2 separate regions of the Homo sapiens genome follow, and region 2 is linked to region 1. The links are chromatin loops, found by intact Hi-C in ENCODE. Cell type or tissue: ovary. All regions are shown on one strand. Links, peaks and the distances in the headings refer to the core of each region. The heading gives the core; the rest is flanking DNA.

Region 1 (7,393 bases), core at 1,582-6,581:
AGATGGAGGCTCCAACCAGGGGAGCAGCAGTAGACATGGTAAAAAATTGGTGAGATTCTGACATTATGAAAGTTAGGCCCACAGAATGTCCTGGTGGACTGGATGTGGGTATGAGAGCAAGAGAAGAGAGGAGCACAACCCCCAGGCTTTTGGCCTGAGCAGCTGGGAGAATGGAACTGCCATCTGCTGAGATGGGGACATGCAGAGGGAGCAGGTGTGTTTCCCACGTTAGGGTGAGAAGCCTACTGGACATCTAACTGTGATGTAGCCTCAGGGATACAAGAGCCAGTTCAGGACAGAGGTCTTTCTGGCCAGGATGTGACAATCCAGGATTCATTAGCACATTAAAGCCATGCTACTGTGTGAGCCTGCCAAAGCGGAAAAGCCCAGGCCCCAGGGGGGCCCTCCAATAAGGAGGTCGGACAGAAGAGAAGTGGGAAAAGGAGACAGGAGGTGGAGGGAGGAGGGAACCAGGAGAGGATGGCAACCCAGGAGGGTGAGCATCTATGTCAGAGTCTGCTGAGCCACTGTGTTGGAGAACTGAGAGCTGACACAAGGCACCCTGGGAGACCTTGGCAAGAGAAGCTGTGGTGAACAGGTGTGGTTTAAAAGGGAATGGAGGAGGTGGATTGGAGACCAGGCTTAACAACCCTTTCAGAGGCTTCTACTATTCAGGGGAGCAGAAAAATGAGGAAATCCTGGAGGGGGCAGAAGAGTCAAGGGAGGCTGTGTGTGTGTGTGTGTGTGTGTGTATGTGTGTGTTTCAGGGGAGAAGGGAATATGTGTGTTTTTGCAGGAGAGGAGGGTGTGTGTGTGTGTGTGTGTGTTTTGCAGGAAAGGAGAAAACAGCAGGAACACTGATGAGAATAACCCAGCAGGGTGTGGCCTGGAGGGGCCTGGTTTATACTGGGGAACATCGGGTGGCTTAGGGAATGTCTGTGAGTGGGAAGGGGAACAGGATCTCAGGCACAGGTGGAGGCCCGGGCTCTGGGCAGGAAGAGACTGGAAAATGCAGACCAAAGTGCTCCCCTCACCTTTAATTCTCCTCTTCCCTTCTACTGACTGCCTGGGAGCCTCCCTCGATGCCATTCTTGTGTTCCATGCTCTGAGACTATGTCACAATCCAGACTTTCACAATACAGTCCCACTAGTTTCTAACTGTGCAATCCTCAGGGACAAAATCCCAGGCCAAGGCCTACAGAGTAAGAAGAGATCACACTAGCATGTGCCGTGTGTGGAAAAAGGGGGTAAAATAAGATAGTCACAGAGCAGGGACTTGTGTCTGTTTCTCCACCAGGCTCTCCTCTTCCATCCTGGGAAGTTACTTTCTGGCACCGGACAAGGGCCACAGAGTAAGAAGGGATCACACTAGTATGCACTGTGTATGGAAAAAGGGGGAAAAAAATAAGATAGTCACAGAGCAGGGGCTCGTATCTGTTCCTCCACCAGGCTCTCCTCTTCCATCCCCGGAAGAGTGACTTCCTGGCACCGGACATGGGCCAGGTGCACAGCAGGCGGGCAGGCAGGAGCCCTCATCGCGTGGAAAAAGCAGCATATCACAGCCGGGAGGGTCTAACTGCTAGCAGAGGCACAAAACGGGATGGGACACCATGCTGAGACCTGAACAGGGCCAAGCCTGACACAGGGGAAACCAGGGCAAAGGTTTCAAGGTAAAAACAAGTTTGGCTTGTTTGAGAAACAAAGAGAAAGGGTCAATGTGATCAGGTGTGGGCATTAGCAGGGAGGACACAGTGTTATTTGCTGAGGTGGGGGAGGTAGGTAAGGACCAGATCATTCAGAGCTTTCCAAACCAGGGCAAAGAGATACAATTTTATTCTAAATGCAACAGGAAGCCATTGAAAGGAACTGAACAGAAAAAGGACAATCTGTTTCCAAAAGATCAAGTTTTTTTTGTGTGCTTCTCCTAGAAATCACACTTTTCAATGCCATAAATAGCATTTATTACTCAAGCTGAAAACTCATAAAACCACCACCCATTTGATGGAACCAATGAAATCCTGAGAACTGACTGCCCAGTGGCCACCATGAGAGGTGGCAAAGATACAAGAGAGGCCACACCAGGGCATCTGCTCTCAGCTTGGAGGAGAAAGATATTCTAACCACCCTGCAACCAACCTCGTGGCACATGCAGAGGGGATATGGACCCGGAAGGGGAGGGCGAGAGATGAGCGGGACCCACTGAGGGATTTATCAGAGCAGGAACCTCCTCGGATTTCCATTTAAACAATCCTTCCCAGGGCAGTCATTTAAGATGCCTTTCACCAAACAACACATGCCTCCTCACACATACCCACTACACGTGCAAACAATCTCTTTCCGAACCAAAACCACACCGATGATTCAGCCCCTGCCAGGTGAGAGCAGCATCTGGGTCACAAACAAACTGAGGCCGTGAAGACTCCACCCCGACTCCCTCTATTTAAAAATTCCTCTACAAGAAACAGGAATGGCTGTTTCCTTCACCTCCTAGAAGGCAACATAGTAAACTGACAACAGATGGAAAGAAAGGCATATTTTTGTCCATTAACTTTCCAAGGGTTTTGGCTTTGTTCAGATATTTGCATCACAAATTCCCTTTGCTTTCTCCCTGGTTCCTCCAGAGAACTCTCCAGTGATCAAGGTCTCCAGCAAATGACAGCAACTCTGTATCAGTGGGATGCACTTTTGCTTTTAAAGCTACGCTAGGTTCTCATCAATACTCCTTGGATCTCAAGCCTCAGCAACAGACTCAGCACTGAAGACACTGGGTCGCAGCGCCCGCAGCCTGGACTGAAGCCCTGGCTTTGCTCCTTATCGTCTGTGGGACTTGCTGAGCAAGCTGCAAAATCTCCCTAAGACATACCGTCTTACCTTTAAAAGGGAGGACACAATCACCACTGACCCCATAGGGTTGTTTTGAAGATTAAAAGCACAGGCCGGGCGCAGTGGCTCACACCTGTAATCTTAGCACTTTGGGAGGCCGAGGCGAGTGGATCACTTGAGGTCAGGGGTTTGAGACCAACCTGACCAACATGGTGAAACCTCATCTCTAATGAAAATACAAAATTAGTCAGCCTGGTGGTGCATGCCTGTAATCCCAGCTACTTGGGAGGCTGAGGCAAGAGAATCGCTTGAACTTGGGAGGTGGAAGGTTGCAGTGAGCCGAGATTGCACCATTGCACTCCAGCCTGGGCAACAACAGTGAAACTCCATCTCCAAAAAAAAAAAAAAAAAAAAGAGAGATTAAAAGCACAAACGCAAAGAAGGTTTTATGTGCAAAAAGCACTTGGCACACTCCCTAGCACATACTGAATGTCCATAAACATTCAGCCAACGTCCACTGCTATCACTTTTCTTATTAGCTCACTAGGGATTGTTGGGGAGGGGAGGATTAAAGAATAGCATTTACTTGGGGACGATTAATGAATGGCATTTACTTAATTAACACTTTCTGAGGAAGACGAGGGAAAGAAGTCTGGATATATTTTGTGACCTGGCTAATTCTGGACACAGCTGCACAAAGCTTAATGAATAGGTCTGCCAAGAACAAACAATAGCAGGCAGTGAAAGAAACAAGCTGCAAACTGACACTCCCCAGGCCCTCAACTACAGAAGAGTTCAAGTGATTCCATTTCAGACAGGCTCCCGTGCCCACCAGCCAGGCAGAGAGGACCCTTAACTGAGCCTAGAGGCTGTTAATCACCCCATCCCTTCCCTTAGGTCCACATCCCTTATCCCTCGCCCCCTCCAGAGCCTCCCCAGCGTCAGTGCTGGTTCAGATGCCATCATTTTGGCATGGGCCTGCTAGAGACAGAATTCTACGGATGTAAGAAAGTAACTTCTTGCCATCATCCACAGAGCCGTCAGCTCTAAGCCAACAGGCAGCACAGGCCAGATTCTATTCAACAGCAAGAACGGAGCTGTCCCCACCCAATCTTCAGCTCACCCTCCCGGTCCCCATGTTGGAACTCAGTAAAAGGCACAGATACCCAGTTACTATATACACTCAAGACTATGTTCCCAAGAAAACTAGGTCCAAGGGTAATAGGAAAGGAAGCACACTTGATTAAAATGTTCTGTTTTTCAGAATTAAGGGCAATGAATTTCAACACCCATACTCTGTTCCTCTATCCCCAAGCCTTGGAAAGCACTGGTCTATGCAATGTAGGCAGCCATGTTCAAAGGAAAATAACAAAGAGCAAGTCCCTACAACAAAACCTGCTAGAAAGGACACTCTTGAGACTCCAGAAATGGCTCTGAGCCTGCTACTCAGTTTCCCATGTAGTCAGCTGCTGCCTCCGGTCACTTTTCTGATGCTTTGAGCCTTCAGACAATGAAATTCTTTCATAGAATAGACAAGGTATTACTTGCCACAGCTTCACTTTTAAGAGAATTTATAAGCTAAAGGGGATAAAAAATTATTCCATACATTTCCCTTTTTAACAGAAGTACACAGCCAAATTCAGGAAGGGAGGTGAATGAGGCGCAACCAAGTTCCTCCACTCCTAAGAACCGAGAAATGCACACACTGGTGTGCCACCCCAGGGTGCTCTGGTAACATCCATCAAAATTTAGAGTGGCTCATGCCTGTAATCCCAGCACTCTGGGAGGCCAAAGGGGGCAGATCACTTGAGCCTAGGAGTTCGAGACCAGCCTGGGCAACAAGAGACTACATTTCTACAAAAAATACAAAAATTAGCTGGGCATGGTGGCTCATGCCTGTGGTCCCAGCTATTCCAGAGGGAGGACTGGTTGAGCCCAGGAGGTCAAGGCTGCAGTGAGCTGAGATCACACCACGGCCTGGGCAACACAGCAAGACCCCATCTCAAAAAAAAAAAAAAAAAAAAAAGTAGAAGTGTACATCCTTTCACCCAAGAATCCCACTTACAAAGATCTACCATAAGGAGGTAATTGCAGGTGGGAACCTAAAAACATGGAAGGAAAGAGGATTCCGTATATTAGGATCCCTCTATACAATAAGGAGGCAGCCTGGGAACAGGAGTTACTGAAATTCAGGACTGGTCCCTCAACACCTAGTTTAGTGGGGAAAAAGGGAGATTACAGAGCAGCATGCAGAGCACATTTCCATGGATGTAAAGCACATCCACGAGCAAGGTGTTGTAGTAGTGAGTGTGCAAACTGCTCAAGCTGGCCACCTTCGGGGAGCAGAGCTCCAGGCAGCTTTGAGTTTCTTCTTTGCAGTTTTCCACACTGTCCACTTCCTTAACATGATCATGTATTATTTTCCCCTTACACAATAAAGTTGTATGTTTAAAAGCTCCTGAAATGGGATGATTTCCAATCTTGCAAAGCACACATTCCTGAACAATTATATTTCATGTGAATATTTGTATTTTGAGTCATTTTGTTTACTAGTTAACACTATAATTCCTGAGATATGTTCCTACTAAATGGACCTTCCACATAAAAACAATTTATTTTAAAATTTTAATTCAATCAAAATATAGTCACTTAAATGCCTTCTCTACATATTTTTTCCAGTGTTCTCACATATATCATTTCTCCCAATGCAGATGGCAGTGACAGAATAGTTCCCACTTCAGAACAAGGAAAGTGACTGAAAGAAATACCTGACTTGCCCAAGGTCACCTCCATGATATGTCTAAGACCAGGTCTAGTTTTCCTAACCCCAGCCCAGTGCTTTCCCATGAATGCCCAGCGGGACAGGGTTGTTCAGACTCCACTCAACTACAAAGGCACTTATCAGCCATCTTCACCAGGAGGACTTTTCAGAATACCAGACATTCACATTCAGTAAAATTGTGCATGTTATTTATTCCTTGATTGACCAAAGCCGGCTTGCATGTGTTTTCCCTTCCTTATTTACAATTTTCATCAACCTTTAAGATAATCAAAAAGCAAAAGTTAATTTGCTGTTTCTTTACTGTTTTCTTTACTGTTTCAAAACAAAGTTGCCTCTTGGAACCTCTTTTCAAAAGTAGCAACAGGTTACCAAAAAATATAGAGATATATATAGAAATATACAAAAGCCTCACGGGTTCACATTCCCCAGGTGGCCTTCTAAGATGTGGTTTTACTACCACTTTACCCAAGATGCCTAAGCCACCAACACTACCAACAATAACTTTATATTTCCCTTCTACAGACTCTGTAATTTCTAAGTTTTATTTACCTAACGGTATATATTAAATAATAATAATGTTCCCATTTTACATGCATCAAAGGCATATTTGCCAACTGCAGCCTTTAGTAGCATGAGATTCAGAATACTATCAAATTTTCTTGCAAAAAGCAAAGGCATTTAGTATTTTAGCCCTAAATATGGTAGCTTTAACAAGGGTAAAGATACGTGTTCTATGTTTTTCAAAATTAAGGGCAATGAATTTCAGCACCCATACTCTCTTCCTCGATTCCCAAGCCTTAGAACCACTGGTCTACGCAACATAGGCAGCCATGTTCAATGGAAAATAACAAAGAGCAAGTCCCTACAATAAAACCTGCTAGAAAGGACACTTTTAAGACTCCAAAAATCAAAGTGAGTCAGGAGCCAATAGCTTCTATGAGGCAGAATGCTGTAAAGAACATTTAAGGCTCAGGTCCAAGACTATCAGAATCCCAGGAACACTAGAAAATGTTCTACAGAAGCAAGTTTCCATTTTTATGATGTAAAGGGAGAGGAGACAACTTCACAAAAAGACATTCTGCTTTATAAAATTTTCCAGGACAGTATCTATTTCACGAATCAAACACCCACTGACTTGAACCAAAAGCAACAGCTAATGGAAGTGTTGTTAATTACAGGATACCTTTCTCTCTCCCCTCCACAGCTCTTTTAAAAACTGAATAGATGCTGCTGCCCAAATCACAGAAAGGGAAATGCAAACATTTCTCCCCCTGGTCCTAAATGCCTAAGTTTTCATTTCAAATAACTGTCCCTTAAAGTTCTATGATCAAGCAAAGACTCAATTTCACAAATATAAACTCAAAAACTAGAACTCAGGATTGAAAAAAAAATCTAGTTCAAAATATGTAGGCAATAAAGCTCAAAATCTTTTAAGTATCAGACAGTAACTAAGCACCTGCTGCTATGTCGACTGCCATTAATAATAAGCCAGTCTTCCCTCTTAGGTTTCTACCCCTCCGCCTAAACAACAAAAACAGCTTTAGTGGCCATTATTTCAGGAGGTCGGAGCACATGCTGCACCTGTGAGCTTCAACCTGTGTTCTTGGCTTGTACCTGCCAGCAGAGCAGGATCCCTCCACCATCTCACCACACACCTTCTCAACATGAACACGGACATGCACATAAATCTAGGACATTCTGAAAGAAGGGGAAATACTCAGCCATGAGAAATCCTGTCCATACGGATGGGGGATCTCACAGTAAACAAAGGTCTAGCCCATAATGACT
Region 2 (7,393 bases), core at 1,309-6,308, 51 kb before region 1:
GTGCCTGGAGACGGCTCTGCTCCTGCCGGCTTCCAGCTTCAACCCCATGCACTGTCCGCTTCTCTGCTTTTTCTTTAAGATGTACTGAGTCCAGTTCTGTGCCTTAAAATCAACATGGTCAAAATTTTGGAGTGAGGTTGGGCACAATGACTCACACTTGTAATCCCAGCAATTTGGAAGGCCAAATCGGGAGGATCCCTTGAGCCCAGGAGTTTAAGACCAGCCTGGGAAATGTAGTGAGATCCCGGCTCTTTAAAAACGTAAAAATAGGCCGGGTGCAGTGGCTCACACCTGTAATCCTAGCACTTTGGGAGGCTAAGGCAGGAGGATCACAAGGTCAGGAGTTCAAGACCAGCCTGACCAACATGGTGAAACCCTGTCCCTACTAAAAATACAAAAATTAGCCAGGCATGGTGGCGCACGCCTATAATCCCAGCTACTCAGGAGGCTGAGGGAGGAGAATCGCTTGAACTCGGGAGGCATAGGTTGCAGTGAGCTGAGATTGCGCCACTGCACTCCAGCCTGGGTGACAAAGTGAGACTCCAACTCAAAAAAAAAAAAAAAAAAAACCCATAAATATAAAAATATTGGAGTGAAAAGGAATTTTTGAAGAGTTTCTCTTTAAACTGTTAGAAAGCTCACCCCATCACTGTCTTGGGGGAAGTGAGCACTAGTTGTGGAGAGTTGTAATTTTCTTTTTCTTTTTTTAGAGACAGGGTCTTGCTCTATTGCCCAGGCTGGAGTACAGTGGTGCAATCATGGCTCACTGCAGCCTTGAACTCCTGGACTCGAGCAATTCTCCCACCTCAGCCTCCTTTCTGGGACTACAGTCATGCACCACCACATAGGGCTAATTTTTAACTCTTTTGTAGAGATGGGGTCTTGCTCTGTTGCCCAGGCTAGTCTCGAACTCCTGGACTCAAGTGATCCTCCCACCTTGGCCTCCCAAAACGCTGGGATTACAGGTGTGAGCCACCACAACCATCCCAGAGCTGTCATTTTTAATTCTTTGCCTGTCACAAACTCAATACAGGTAAACGTATGTAACATTCCATCCATTGCAAATGTCCCTTCCCCCAGTTAAAGACTGAAAGTCTGAATTCAAGTGACAACTAGTGACCCCAGGGATAGGAGCTACTTAATCCCAACCTACATGCCCACCTGCACAGAGAGAGTGCCTCCCACAGGCCTGGCTTGCTTTTTGCCTGTTAGACACATGGTACATTTCTGGCAATGCTCTGCTCCCAGCTAACTGCTGAGTCACCTGCATGGGACTGCCAAGTAGGTACGGGGTTTTCAATTTAGAAATGGCAGAGCCAGGTGAAGCCACCTCTGGCCCGAACCATGGTGCAAGGTTTAACAATGTGGAGGAATGGGGTCCTGTTCTGGGCATCATTCTGCCAAGTTCTAGCGCTCTTCAACCTGTGGAACAGGCACCCACTCTTGCAATGCTGCTGAGGTTGCCTTTCACTCGCTTCACCTTTATACCTGGTCCCTCTCTGTTTTCCTGGGTTTTTGTTTGTTTGTTTGTTTTTGTTTCTTGTGAGGACAACACTGTAGGGCCAGACAGAACTCAAGGAGCTGGTGGGCTCCAGAGTGCCCTGCCCTTGAGCAGCTCCATCCTGCATCCTCCAGGGCAACCAGGATGTGGGTGCCACTCGGGCCGCACCCTCTGACCCTCTGCAGCGAGCAGATCCAAACTGTCGTCAAGATGCAACTTTGCCAGAACAGAAGCCACAGTCTGGATTTGGGCATGTTTCCTTCTCACTGTTTTGCTTCCCCCACTATGAGTGGTAGAACCCATTTCTGGTACAGCACCTTTCTGCTTTAAACAATTAATTAATTTAAAAATGGGCCCAGGACACATTGCCCCTGAATATCTGGTCCAACATTAGGTTTACTTATTGTTATGGCTTGAACTGTGCCCAACCAATTCATATGTTGAAGTCTTAACCCTTAGTATCTCAGAAGGTGACCTGATTTAGAAATAGGGTCCTCAGCCAGGCACAGGTGCTTATGCCTATAATCCCAGCACTTTGGGAGGCTGAGGTGGAAGGATCACATAAGCCCTGGAGTTCAAGACCAGCCTGGGCAACATCATGAGACCCAATTTCTACAAAAAATACAAAAATTAGCCAGGTGTTAGCTAGGTGTGATGGTGCATGATTGTAATCCCAACTACTTGGGAGGCCAAAGCAGGAGGATCACTTGATGTTGGGAGGTCAAGGCTGCAGTGAGCTGTTATCATGCCACTGCACTCCAGCCTGGGCGACAGACCGAGACCCTGTCAAAAAAAAAAAAAAAAAAGAAAGCAAGAAAGAAGGAAAAAGAAAAAAGAAATAGGGTCCTTGCAGATGTTATTAGTTAAGATGAGGTCATACTGGAGTAGGACAGGCCCTAATTCAATATGGCTGGTGTCCCTATTAAAAAAAGGGGTGACCAGGCGTGGTGGCTCATGCCTGTAATCCCAACATTTTGGGAGGCCGAGGCTGGCAGATCATTTGAGGTAAGGAGTTCCAGACCAGCCTGGCCAACATGGTGAAACCCTGTATCTACTAAAAATACAAAAATTAGCTGGGCATGGTGGTGTGTGCCTGTAATCCCAGCTACTTGGGAGGCTGAGGCAGAAAAACTGCCTGAGCCCGGGAGGCAGAGGTTGCAGTGAGCTGAGATGGCGCCACTGAACTCTGGCCTGGGCGGCAAGAGTGAAACTCTATCTCAAAATAAATAAATAAATAAAAATTAAAAAGGGGCATTTGGACACAGGAACACCCTGTGTAGACGAAGGCAGAGATCAGGGTGCTGCTACAAGCTACAGAACACCACAGATCACCAGCAACCCCCAGACGCTGGGAGTGAGGCCTGGGACGCTACTCCCTTACTGCCCTCAGGAGGAAACAACCCCGACTGTACCTTGATCCCAGCCAGCTCTCTCCAGAATTGTGAGAAAATAAATCTCTGTTGTTTAAGCCACCCAGTTTGTGCTACCTTATTACGGCAGTCCTAACAAACTAATACATTCATTTGAATAGAGCTTTTAATTTAAACATTGACCATGTAATAAACTGTAACAAACTATTAGTATTTAATACATAAAATTCATAATGGGGGTCCTTTCTCGTCACAATGCTTATAGTTTGTATTTAAGAGGAAGAGGAAAGTATTGTCTATCAGAAACGCCACCGCATGACTGCTCATCACAACCTGATTTTTTTCTAGTCATTTCCCTGGCACCCCAAATATGCCCATTCAGTGGGTTTTAAACAGATATAATGGAAAGGCCACCCAGCTGCACTTCTGCTGTAAGAAATAACCCCTCGATTCTGGCCCAATATAAACAGTAGACTACAATAATTGCCATTTAACTCCATGGTGTCCAAATCAATGAATATGATATCAGAAGATTTCTTCTCTTGTCCTCTGCTCCTGGACTTTCCAGAGAAGGTTGACGATGACATGGGTCTGTCTCACATCAGTTCCCCAAATATCTTACTGAATCCATTTGGCATATAGCCTTTGTCGTTTATTAGCTATTTTAGTATTGTATGTTTTATTTTACTGATGACTGGTGGTTGTTAAAGCATTAGTTCTAGGTTGCCATTCCAGCTCGCATGATTTTGAGGAATGGTTTCCAGAAGGGCTTTCTAGCACATTTCCCCCACAGAAAAAGCTTAGTCGATTCTTTCCTGATAGCAACAGATGAAAGCTTTATGTCATAGGAAATCATAGTGATATTCTGGTGGCAACATGTACAAAATTATTATATAAATCTTGCTTATTATATAATCCTTTGGCTATACTTAAGGACAGCTCTTGAGGCAGGCACACTGGGAGCCACGTGGCATTAAACAGATCATCTTTCTTTCACACCCACGCAAGAATCAAAAGCAATGCTAAACAAAGTGTTCATCCAGCCCTTAATCTCCAAGGGGAAGAGGTTACAATAAAAATAATTTCTTCACCTGAGTATCAAACAGTCACAATTCTGGGGAACCCAATTTCCACTTCAGAAAGGCAAATGCTAAGGAATTCTCACCATCTGACTCTCACGGTAAAATCCCGTGCAATTCTTTATGTTTCACACTTGAGAAAAAGAAAGGGCATCAACTTTAACAGCTCCTTGAACTTCGGCCCTTGCAAGGAAAGTGATTGCATAACAGGGTACATATCAACAAGTGAGGCTGTTCTTTATATGTTTTGGCTCAGGAAAGAGCATGTGAACTTTTTTCTGGGGTCAGCATTTGGAACAGACATACCAGTGGGAGGAACAGAGGGTGATAATGTTTAACCAATAAACTGAGCTGAACTCAATCTCCTGCCTTGACAGGGGAACTATGCAAGGTCCTTTGCTTTGAAAGGCTTGGGCTCTGAGCATTCGTCAGCAATGGGTTGAGTCATATCATTGTGTTGAAGTTATTATTCGATGATTGGGAAAATGAGAAATGCTTGGAGGCCTCCACTGACTTTTGACAGACTGAGAAAAGCCAGAGTTTCTTCTTTGAAGGCTTATGAAGCAAGTCCTTCTTCTGCCTGGGGGTTAGTGCCTGTTCCAGCAAGGGCTGGCGAGGGGTACAGGGAGGTAAAGACACAAGCATAGGGGAAGTCATCTGACTGGGGAAGTCACACTGGCTATGCAGTGACACGTCGGAGACTCTCAGTCAATATGAATGAATAAATAGATACATTACACACAGGAAGAGTTTGTATGCAAACTCTGGTATGACTCCTCCAAAAAAAAGCAAAAGCCTATTACCTGATGAGACATGATGTGTTAATACTACTTAATTATGACTTCAAGGCCGGGCGCAGTGGTTCATGCCTGTAAGCCAAGGGAGGCCAAGGCAGATGGATCACTTGAGGTCAGGAGTTCTAGACCAGCCTGGCCAACATGGTGAAACCCTGTCTCGACTAAAAATACAAAACTGAGCTCAGTGTCGTGGCACAGCTACGTAATCCCAGCTACTCAGGAGGCTGAGGTAGGAGAATCTCTTGGACTGGGGAGGCAGAGGTTGCAGTGAGCTGAGATTGTGCCAATGCACTCCAGTCTGAGCGACAGAGTGAGACTCCATCTCAAAAAAAAAAAAAAAAAAAAAAAAAGATATGGCTTCAAGTTCAGGCTGTAGTTGCTTTACAGAAAAAGAAACCTGTTGAACAACATGAGCAGAAAAATCAACTGTTTACATCTTGTGCATTCTAACCTAGAAAACCTCCCTTCAGCCTATGAAATTGGCACTGGTCTGACTTACCTCACCATGTCCAAATCCTTGCTGGCGGTTTCCAAATACTGGCTTGAGGTTTTTAAAAAATTCAAATATCTCTTTGCAACTTGAAGTCCCTTCAATCTATTCTCTAACAAATGTATGGGAAGGCATCAATTTTAGGCCATGCCGATGTTTGAGGTGAGAGAATGTCCACCTTGGATGCAGCTGACAGCTGAGGCTGCTGTCATACCCCACATGAAGTGGGGCTCTGAGGGCTAACCCACTTCCATTTGCTGAACTCAGCTGGATTTTGCTCAGAATTATAGTTTATTCAGGCTGGGGCAGAATCCCCAGGGACTGTCAGGACCAGTTCTGTTGGAAACCTGAGGCCAGTTGGTCTGACCCCTCGGGCAGGGCCATAGGAGCCAGCAGTGGTCTCGGCAGCAGCAAACTTTTACATCTCTGTGCATCACCTGAGCTTTGCAGCAGGAGGAGTGAGGGGCGGCAGCAGCTGCGCAGAGACAGGTTCTGGAGCAACCAGTTCCCGGGACATAGGGATACACACACTCCTTCCTCAGGGACAGGATTCTAAGTTCTGTGTTATATTTGTTAGAAGTCTTTGAGTTGTAGAAAAACCCACCCACCTAAAATTGTCTTAGAAAATCAAGGAAATTTATAAGTTTCAACATTTAAGTTGAAAGAGATTTCCATTCTTGTAGGTCAGCACTTGCCAAATTATCAGCAATATCATATGCTTCCAACCTTCTTATTAGAAGTCCACAATAGGTGTGGCTTCGAGAGAGGCATGATCCGCAGCTCAGCCAGCATGTCCAAGGACTCAGAGTTTCCCAGTCTTTCTAACCCACCTTCCATGTTGACAGGCTCAGCCTCAATCTCTGTGAGTCCCCACCCCAGAAGGACCCAAGATACCTCATGACGTCAACATGGCCATGGCAGCTCCAGACACATGCCTTTACATCCCACCACCAGGGGAGGAAAGCAGTCTCTCCTGAACACACACACAGCAGGGAAGCAGGTCCACGTTCCAAGGAACACTGGTGAAATTCCTTCTGCCTCCTTGGTTCTGATAGAGTGGAATCATTTCCCACTAGGCCAGGGATGGGATGTTCTTTAAGCTCAAGTGAATCCTAACTCAGCCTGGAGTTAGGTGAGGGGTCAATCCCACCTATGTCCCATAGCTGAAAACGAGGGAAGCAGATCTCCCGAGTTAAATCTGGGTGCTGTTACTGGAAGGAGAGTGGATATTCAGTTGTTAAAAAAAAAAAAAGCCTACTGCTCACTCCAAGTACAGAGACAGGTGTCAACTGAACAAGCATTTAAACTTAGTGAGCCCCCCAGGGCTAGATTTCCTCAAGGAGGAATCTTTCAGGGACCAAAGGACCTAACCTCCTGCTGGTCGGGCATGCAGGGCCTCGAGCTGGTCTTTGAATGGAAACTGGATAAGAGTGTTTGTGCCCAAGCTTCAGAGGCCAAGCACATGCCCACACAGTGGTCTCGGAGCCAGCCAGCCTCGCAGTGCTATTCCATATCCTTCCATAGGCCTGGTCACTCCCTATTTTGTTCTTATGGCACTTGTTGCAAACCTCTTCTTTCTCTCCACCACCTCCCTCTCCCTCTCAGTGGGTGGCTTCAGGAATAGGGGACAATAGGCGTGAAATTTAAATTTCCCTTTTTCCTCCCCTTCCCCTACTCCCAATGTCAGGGACATTCTTGCCTCCTTGGTCCTTCTAGGAAGTCTCATTCCGAGACTCCCAGGACCTTGGCTGTCTGTTAGCCCCGTCCCCAACAGCCTCTGCCCATACACAGCTCTTGCAGCATTGAAACACCCATTAGTATCTTCCACCTTTAAAACAAAAATGAAATGAAGAGCCACCACCACCTGCCCATCTCTTTCCCCCGGATCACAGCCAGGGTTCCTGAAATGGCAGTCCCCGCTCTTCTCGTCCACTGCGCACCTCCTGGCCTTCCTCTGCCCTGGGGGCTGCCCTGGATCTGCCCGTGGGTGGTGGCTGCTGTTGCTCCCCCAGAAGACACGTTCCGTCCTAATCTCAGCATAACTGGGTGAGCACAGGGACCTTAGAGACCAACAAGAGGAGCTGACTCTCGCTCCGGCACCCACTTTTCTGGGATCTTGGCTGCTGCATTTTTAAAATGGAGATACTGATCACTTT

What was found. A loop is a pair of places that touch in the nucleus more often than their neighbours do. Peaks named below come from ENCODE experiments on the same cell type or tissue, not always from the same donor. Only the 100,000 strongest peaks of a DNase experiment are listed, where the experiment ranks them.
Region 2: a loop joins it to region 1, with 2.8 times the contacts of the local background. A loop is called at or near these places in 10 of 110 quality-filtered maps.

Annotation. Positions count from the first base shown.
Region 1 is chr18:74,281,017-74,288,409 of GRCh38, forward strand. The region is part of intron 1 of CYB5A (cytochrome b5 type A); the gene reads right to left. Among named protein-coding and RNA genes, the nearest start is that of CYB5A, 7.2 kb to the right of the region's middle. RefSeq lists enhancers at 63-590, 4,869-5,038. In ovary, for the core only: no CTCF peak of the experiment used is centred there; a DNase peak (open chromatin) is centred at 3,635; H3K4me3 peaks cover 317 bases; H3K27ac peaks cover 2,538 bases.
Region 2 is chr18:74,230,277-74,237,669 of GRCh38, forward strand. No RefSeq gene overlaps it. Among named protein-coding and RNA genes, the nearest start is that of CYB5A, 58 kb to the right of the region's middle. RefSeq lists an enhancer at 7,356-7,393. In ovary, for the core only: no CTCF peak of the experiment used is centred there; a DNase peak (open chromatin) is centred at 4,395; H3K27ac peaks cover 4,071 bases.